Linked DNA regions of Mus musculus: region 2 is linked to region 1. The links are chromatin contacts, found by Hi-C in ENCODE. All regions are on one chromosome and are shown on one strand. The core of a region is the stretch at or near the end of the contact, and the rest is flanking DNA. Distances in the headings are between cores, read along the strand shown. Region 1 overlaps Gata4 (GATA binding protein 4). Region 2 holds the start of Gata4 (GATA binding protein 4).

Region 1 (3,692 bases), core at 429-2,928:
GAGCCACGGCTGAGCCCTCAACTTGCCCTCTGGGAAGGTACACCCTGCACTTTATGGGGTAAAGAGTAAGAAGTACTGACTTGTGGATCGTAGCTGGGGCACCCATTCTCCCCCAGAGTAAGTACTAAGTAGCAGAGATGGGCTGCATTCTTCCAGTTCCTCAGCTCAGAGGGAAGGGGGATTTATTTCTGTGTCCTACATAAGAGCATAAAAAGCTCCCCCAACCCAGGTGGTGCTTGCTTGGGAATCATATTTCTTCTCTTTCAAAATGAGAATTTTAAAAAGAAGTTATGATGTCATAGAGCAGCGCTTTCCTGAAAAGAGAAGCCCCCACAATTAGTCCCAGCAAAGCTGCTTTCTGGCCGCCTCTGTTGCCACCATGCTGCAGGGCACCTTGCATGTTCTGTTTCTCATTTTGCAAGTCAGAGTCAGCATCTTGCACCTCCATTACATCGCCTTTGTATTAATCACTTGAGGTTTCCCTATAGGGGCTGGAGAGACATCACAGTGAGTAAGAGCACTTTGTTGCTCTTGCAGAGTAACAGGGTTCGGTTCCCAGAATCCACACGGTAGCTCCCAACCATCAGTAACTCTAGTTCCAGGGGGTTTGATGCCTTTTCATCTTTGCAGGTACTAGGCACACACATGGTACATATACATTCATGTAGGCAAAGTGCTTATACACACAAAACAAGTCTTTTTTAAAAAATAAAATACCCATGTAACATTTCACCGAAGTGGTTGGGTAGTAAGATTTTGTGGTGGACTCCATACACAGGCATGCCTGGCTAGACGTCTTGAGGAAACATGGTCTTTGCTTCCTGCCCTGCCCCCTCCTTTGGCTGCTGAGTGGCACTAACAGGTCTATCTGGGTGGGACTTCCACAATTCCTATCCTAGGCCAACGGTATCTGCCACGAAGTCCACAGCCAGTTGACAGTTCTGAAAATGGAATGAGTCATCTTGTCGCTCACTATTGATTCTCAGGGCCAGTCTGTTAACCCCGACCACTAGCATTCTGAGACCTAGGCACCCTCTTAGCTCCTGTGGCATCTGTCAGCTTGTTTAAATCACAGATGTTTGCTAAATGTGTCTGGGTGATGAATGCATATTCATCAATGTCCAATGACTTCACCTGGGTAGGAAAACCACTGTTAGAAGGCACTGCCTGGTCTTTGAGGTGCACTCGCAGGGGGTTCCTCAAGTCAGCCTTTGTGTTGAGTTCTCAGAGCAGGGATGGATGAGTAGGCACCAGAGAGGACACATCTATGGACTCCGCTAATTTCCTTTGATATGCATGTACAGGAATGGGCAAAGTGTGAGGGAGCGCGGGAAAGCGGGATCTCCCTTCTCACAAACAGCAGTGGATCACAAGGGGTTTTTACCCTAGAGTTGAAATGAACCAGAGGGGGAAAGAAACTGGCATGAGCATCTTTAAAGGGAGAGTATGGAGTTGAACCTATTAGAGAAACATTGTGGTCTTGGTTACATTTAGAGACTGTAGTGCCATCTAGTGTTCATGGCGAACAAAAGCCTACTGCTAACTCCCTCTCAGCCCTGCTGGCTTCTGGCTCTGGGAACTCCTGACCTTTCTACTGTTCTCAGGAGAGGGCTTGAGAGGAAAGAGCCAGGCTGACAGGCTGCAGATGACAAGCTGCTGGTGCTGGTGCTGGTGGTGGCCCAGTAGAGAGCAGGCCATGGGCAAGAGTCACCTCTAGAGGCAGGTGACCTTGATGAAAGGCCTTCAGTGTGACACAGGTGTAAAAATAGCCTCTGTGCTGACTTAACTCCCTGGCTTGAGCAAACGGCCCCTCACACCTGTATATTGTTTGCTTGGCATAGACACACTGCTACCTGTTTGCAGGTGTAAATGACTGTTTATGTACCCAGAGTTATGAGGAGGGTGCCCTATCCGTTTCCAGCCAACGTTCTCTTAGTACGGATTACTGAACAGCAGAGCTGGCAAACCCCAGACCTGGGGCTAAAGGAGGGAAGGACCTTTAAGGGGTCCACTTTTAAGGGGTACCACTGGCTTTCCCGGAGAACTCAGCATTGCCTTTGGTATCAGGAAAGGGGTAATATGGAGACCAAGGTGGCTATGCTTAGGGACAAAAAAAAAAAAAAAAAAGTAGATGGCATGAGTCAGAGAGAATTCTGGAAGCTTTTAACTAGGCTTAATATAGGTCAAAGGGAATGAGAAAACCAACCCTACCTCTCTCACTTGGACAATGAGAAGGGACATGTGGGCTCCGCCAGTTGTAGAATTCTGCAGACATGGAAGATAAAGGGGAAGGTTTAGTGAATGGAAGGATGGCAGAGGGTGACAGCCTTCTTCTGGTGGAGGGCTGACACTTACATTTGATTGACTCTAAGGCACTAAGGATTTTGGTCTGTGTCTTTATTATATGCTCCATATACCAAGAAAAGGGCAAACAATAATATCAGATCATGCATATGGTTACAATGGGATCCTAGTTTCATTTCTGTTGCTGTGATAAAATACCCTGACAAAAAGAAACAGAAGAGAGAAAGGGGTTTACTTTACATTACAATTCCAAGTTACAGTCCCATCACTGTAGGGAGTTCCAGGAGCAGGAGCTTGAGGTAACAGTTCCCATCACATCCACCGTCAAGAGCAGAGAGAAAAGAATGTGTGCATCCATGCTTGCTTGCTTGCTTGCATTCCTTTTCTCTACTCTTGCACAGTTCAGGACTCCTTGCATAGGGAATGGTGCTGCCTACACTGGGCTGGGTCTTTCCACATCAATTAGCTTAAGACAATCTTCCATATGCATGCTCACAGCCAATCCCATGTAGACTCATTGAGACTCTCATTGAGACTCTCTTCTGAGGTAATTCAGTTCGCAATAGTTCTGTGTCAAGTTGACAGTTAAAGCTAACTGTCACATGTGGGAAAACTAAGAACGACTCATTTAAGAATGTAAACAAAACTCTAGTCTCCCTGACCTAGACAATCTCCTTCTAGAATAGAATTCAGAGTAATAAGCAGAAACTCATAGATTTACATACAAAGAGACCCATATTTACAAAACAAATGCCAGAAACTAGGCAGGGATTAAGCAGCTATTGAAGAGCAGAAGCGAAAGGTGAGGAAACATTTCAATGATGGACAATTACAGTGTGATGGGAGGAGTTTATAATACACTTCCAATGTGGTAACACATTAGGGCAGTAAGCAAACATAGCAAAGCAAGATAGGCTTGACCATATCAGCTTGACCTCAACTAGGCAAAAACATGTGTCAACACTGGAAGTCTTACAAAGGACAGAATAAAACGACACACCCACAACTCTGCTAGTGACCTGTACTTTCTTTATATGTTTCAGTATTAATTCTCCTACAGTGTAAATACCTCTACATTCCATCACACACACTCCAAAGGAACAATAATCAGCATGAGTTACTTTTGCAATTACTAGGACCACGAGAGCTAGGGAAAAAAATTGCTTAACAGATAACAGAGTTATTCTAGCTTATGATTTCATAGGGATTTGGTTCCCTGTGGCAAAGGAATCATGGAGGAGTGGGTAGGGCTGTCAGTATACTGTGGAGGTTTTAGAGTACCACAGACCAGAAAGCAGGGAGAGCACATGAGGAGCAAGGGTCCCAGTGTAACCTTGAGCTTCTGCCAGCCGGGCTCCACCTCCTAGCTGGGTTCCACAGCCTCCCAA
Region 2 (3,692 bases), core at 390-2,889, 38 kb before region 1:
CTCAGAGGAGATGTTGTGGGAGGGTTCCTTGATGCTCAGCGATGGCCTCTGAAATCCTCAGAATACCATCCCTAAAACTTTACCAGATCTCGAACCTGCAGGCCCTGATTCTGACTGGCATTGTTTAGGATTGGGGGGGGGGGCTGGAGAAGGGACCCTAATCATGGGGCCCCAGCTTCCGGGGCGCCCAAGGGCTCAAACTGGCGGCACCCGGGGCTACTTCGGTAAATCAAGCCAGAGTGCGGGCAGCTCAGCACCCCTGACGGGCCTCAGTTTTCTCTCCTCTAGAGCCGCTCTGGACCTCGGGCCCCTTCGGTTTGGAAAAGAGAATTCCCCCGGCGCAGCCGTGCTCAGTCCTTCCTCTGGGATTTTCCTGAGATCCCCACGGGTTGGCCAAAGTCCCACGGGTTTTCCCTTTCAATTGGCTCGGCGTCCCAGCCTGTTCCTAGCGCCTGGGTTGCTTTTGCACTGGCGGGGCAATAGCAATAGCAATCTGCAGTCAGTCCTCGAACTGCGGGAGCCGGTGCCATCCCGAGCCTTCTCGGGCTGCACAGGGTTCTTACCAGGTGGTATTCCAGCCCTCTCCTGACCCCTCTAATCTTGTATTGGAAACCGGTGCCGGGGAGAGAAATGAGGGCTTAAAAGAAGAAAAAAAAAAGTTTAGCCCAAAGCGCGAGAGCCACCAGAGAGCTGTTATCTGCAGCTGAAGGCTGTGGTAATCGATGGGTTATTTTTACGCGGTAATAGGGCCCTGTGATTGCTCTATTAACCTTTAGACCTGTCTGAGGGACTCTCCCCTCACAGCTCCACTGCGCCAGGGCCTACAGGCACTGACGCCGACTCCAAACTAAGGTCTGGCACCCTCCCTACCCCCACCCTAGGGAAGGAACTACAGTCCTTGAATGGGCTCTAAGGTTAGAGACCAGGCTCCCCACCCCCACTTCATCCTTTTGATTGGACCCCAGTCGGTGAGGGCTACAGGGAGTGATGAGAAGGGACGGGAGACCGCAGGAGTGGGAAGAAGTGTCGGCGGCGAGGGGTGCGCGTTTTGTATAAATACATAAACTCCTGGGCTGGTGGAGGTTCTCGGCGCCTTGCAGTCTCCACCGGCTCGTGGGAAGGAGAAAAGAGCGCTTGCGTCTCTAGGCACTGACCTTAAGGGCCAGTTCAGGTTTTAGTGCCTCCTGACCCTCTCCCGAGCTCACTTCAAGGGCCCCGTAGATCTGAGGCTAGCAAGGCATCCCGGGTGACCCAGTGCCCCACCGGCGACCATGAGCCCAGTGTGCGAGGTCACCTTCTCCTCTACCAGCCCCGCCCCTTGAACAGGGCGCTGGACGTGGACCACTGAGAGTAGGGAGGAAAGAGAAGGAGAATAAACACGATCCTTGGCAGAGCAGCAAACCGCAAGGACGTCGGGCTGCACTGAGGGCAGAACGGAGCGCCCGGCACTGAGTGCTTTCCTTCCCCGAGAGTTCCGCGCGCATGGACTTTGCCTGTTGGGGGAGCTTTGGGAAGAGTCCTGCGGGCGGGCGCCGGGCGGAGGTGCTGCCGGGTCCGGGCTCCCCCGCCCCCGCCCTTGCACGTGACTCCCTTAGGCCAGTCAGCGCAGGCGATCGCTACGCGGGGGCCCGGGGAACCGCGCCGGGAGCAGGGGACAAGCCGGAGGCCCGCAGAGTGGCCGCCCGAGGCTCAGCCGCAGTTGCAGCTCCGCGGACTCACGGAGATCGCGCCGGTTTTCTGGGAAACTGGAGCTGGCCAGGTAGGGTTCCCCGAGTCCCTGCTCTTTTCCGGGGCAGGAGAAACTCACAAGTCCGCCGCCCTAGTTTGCCTGGAATAGGGAGGTAGGTAGCTGGGAAAGGAGACGCCGGTCACTCCAGTGCCCCCAGATTGGCTAAAAACTGCTCCGCTTTTGACTTTGGCCTAGCGAGGACTATTAAATCAAGTGAGACTGATTAGCAGCAAAAACTGATGGGTGCTGGAGAGGTGCGTTTGGATTGTTTGGGAGGGAACATGAATCCTTTTAATCCGTCCTGTTTGCAGATTCTCCAACTCTGCCTTCCATCCCACTGGCCAGGGCCCGTGTAATCTCTCTGACCGACTGACCCTGGACAGGCCGCATAGCCCACACTTTGGGGTGCAGATAGGATAGTGTCTCCAGCCTGCCACGCAGGGAGTGCAGAGTGGCAGTGGCAGGCAGCCCTGGGACCTGGGGGAGGGCTGGAGGCCCTTGGAGATAGGCTCGGAAACTTGCGGATCTCTTCTGCTTTCTGTCCAACCTCCTCAAACTCCTCTAGGGCTCAGGAATTGTGTGTGTTATGCACTGCTGAATACTACCCACATACACCGCTTTCGGGGAGAAAGCGACCCAGGGCCAAAACCCCGGCGGAAATCAGGGATAGTCTTGGGTAGTCGGCTCAAGCTCCCCTGATTCACGTATTCTATCGCTTGGATGTGACCCGGGAGAGTTGGCAGTTGTTACTCTTGGGGAAGAGATGTCTGGGTGATGAACTTTCACCAGGTGGAAGGAAAGAGGGGCTTTTCGGTTGAAAGGAAGAGGATAGTGAGGGACCCGAGGCAGTAAAGGATCCGGGGAAATAAGGCCGCGCTGCTGGGAAGCACCTCGGGAATTTATTTCCTGTACCTTTGGAAAAGGAAGGCAGCCAGGAAGGACGCTTCGGACATTAGAAGAAAGAAAGGTTACCTGGGGAGATTACGGAGGGTTAGTGTATAAGTTGGTTAGTGACCATTCTCAGTGTGGCGGGGACCGGAGAGACCCGCGGGAGCCTAAAGGAAAGACCTGTAAAAAGACACATTCCAGCGCGGTGTATTTTCTGACTCTCAAAAACAGGTTCCAGAAAAGCTGTGGACTAAATCCTGAAAAGAGAAATAATTTTCTTTCTGTTGGGGAACTTGGGATGAACGTTGTAGGGTGATTTGAAAGAGAGAGAAAAGTCTAGGCCAGGCCGGACTAGACTTAAGTGAAAAGATGGAGGTTACTGGGCCCCAGATCATAGATAGGCAAGAATCCACCCAGGAGAATGGTTTCTGGCCTTTCCAGAAAAGAGGGATATCTTCTCCACCTTCTATTGTTCTAGAAATTCAACATCAGGTTAAAGCATCACTCATTTGAAACTTCAGAGAGCTTCTGCCCACAAGCCTGCGATCCCAAACGGATTTAGTGCTTGCAGTTTTTCAGGCTTGCACATTAACACCACACGTATACTGTAAGTTAGATTACAGAATTCTAAATCTCTTCTTTTAACTGCTGTTAGTCAAGAAAAGAAAACGTGTATTACCTTAAAAAAATAACTTCCTGAGTTGACATTATAGAAAGTGTAATTAATTAGGACAACTACTTGACTTAAAAATTGAATGGTGGATTTTTTTTTTAATCAATGTAAATCTGCATAGTTGCTTATCGGAGTCCAGAGATTTCCAGAAAGTTTAAAACTTTATGCCTTTCTTTTTAAAGGGAAAAGTTGGTGATCTTAGGTCAAGTTTCTTGTATCCATCCTCCAGCCAAATTTGCTAGGAGGAAATGTCCAACCACTAAGCCGACAGTTTATTGTATTGCTAGAAGGAAATATTCAACCACCAAGCTGGTAGTTTATTGCACATTTTGAAGAAGTAAATATAAAACAATTTATCAGTCACCGTGTGACCGCACACTTTGTCATGATTTCCTTGTTGCT

The links. A loop is a pair of places that touch in the nucleus more often than their neighbours do.
Region 2: a map of heart shows a loop between it and region 1 (2.3-fold over the local background). The contact joins the promoter of Gata4 here to the enhancer-like site in region 1. A Hi-C loop is called at or near these places in 5 of 37 maps with a recorded cell type or tissue (all heart).

The regions. Positions count from the first base shown.
Region 1 is chr14:63,205,122-63,208,813 of GRCm38, reverse strand. The region is part of intron 2 of Gata4 (GATA binding protein 4); the gene reads left to right. Among named protein-coding and RNA genes, the nearest start is that of Neil2, 13 kb to the right of the region's middle. Within about 2 kb of position 1,678, at least 1 of the 3 ENCODE cell types and tissues checked has a DNase peak (open chromatin) inside an H3K27ac peak, as active enhancers do; it is heart, where a contact is called at or near this core.
Region 2 is chr14:63,243,218-63,246,909 of GRCm38, reverse strand. It overlaps Gata4 (GATA binding protein 4), which reads left to right and starts at 1,639. Exons shown (of 7, transcript NM_008092.4): 1 at 1,639-1,759.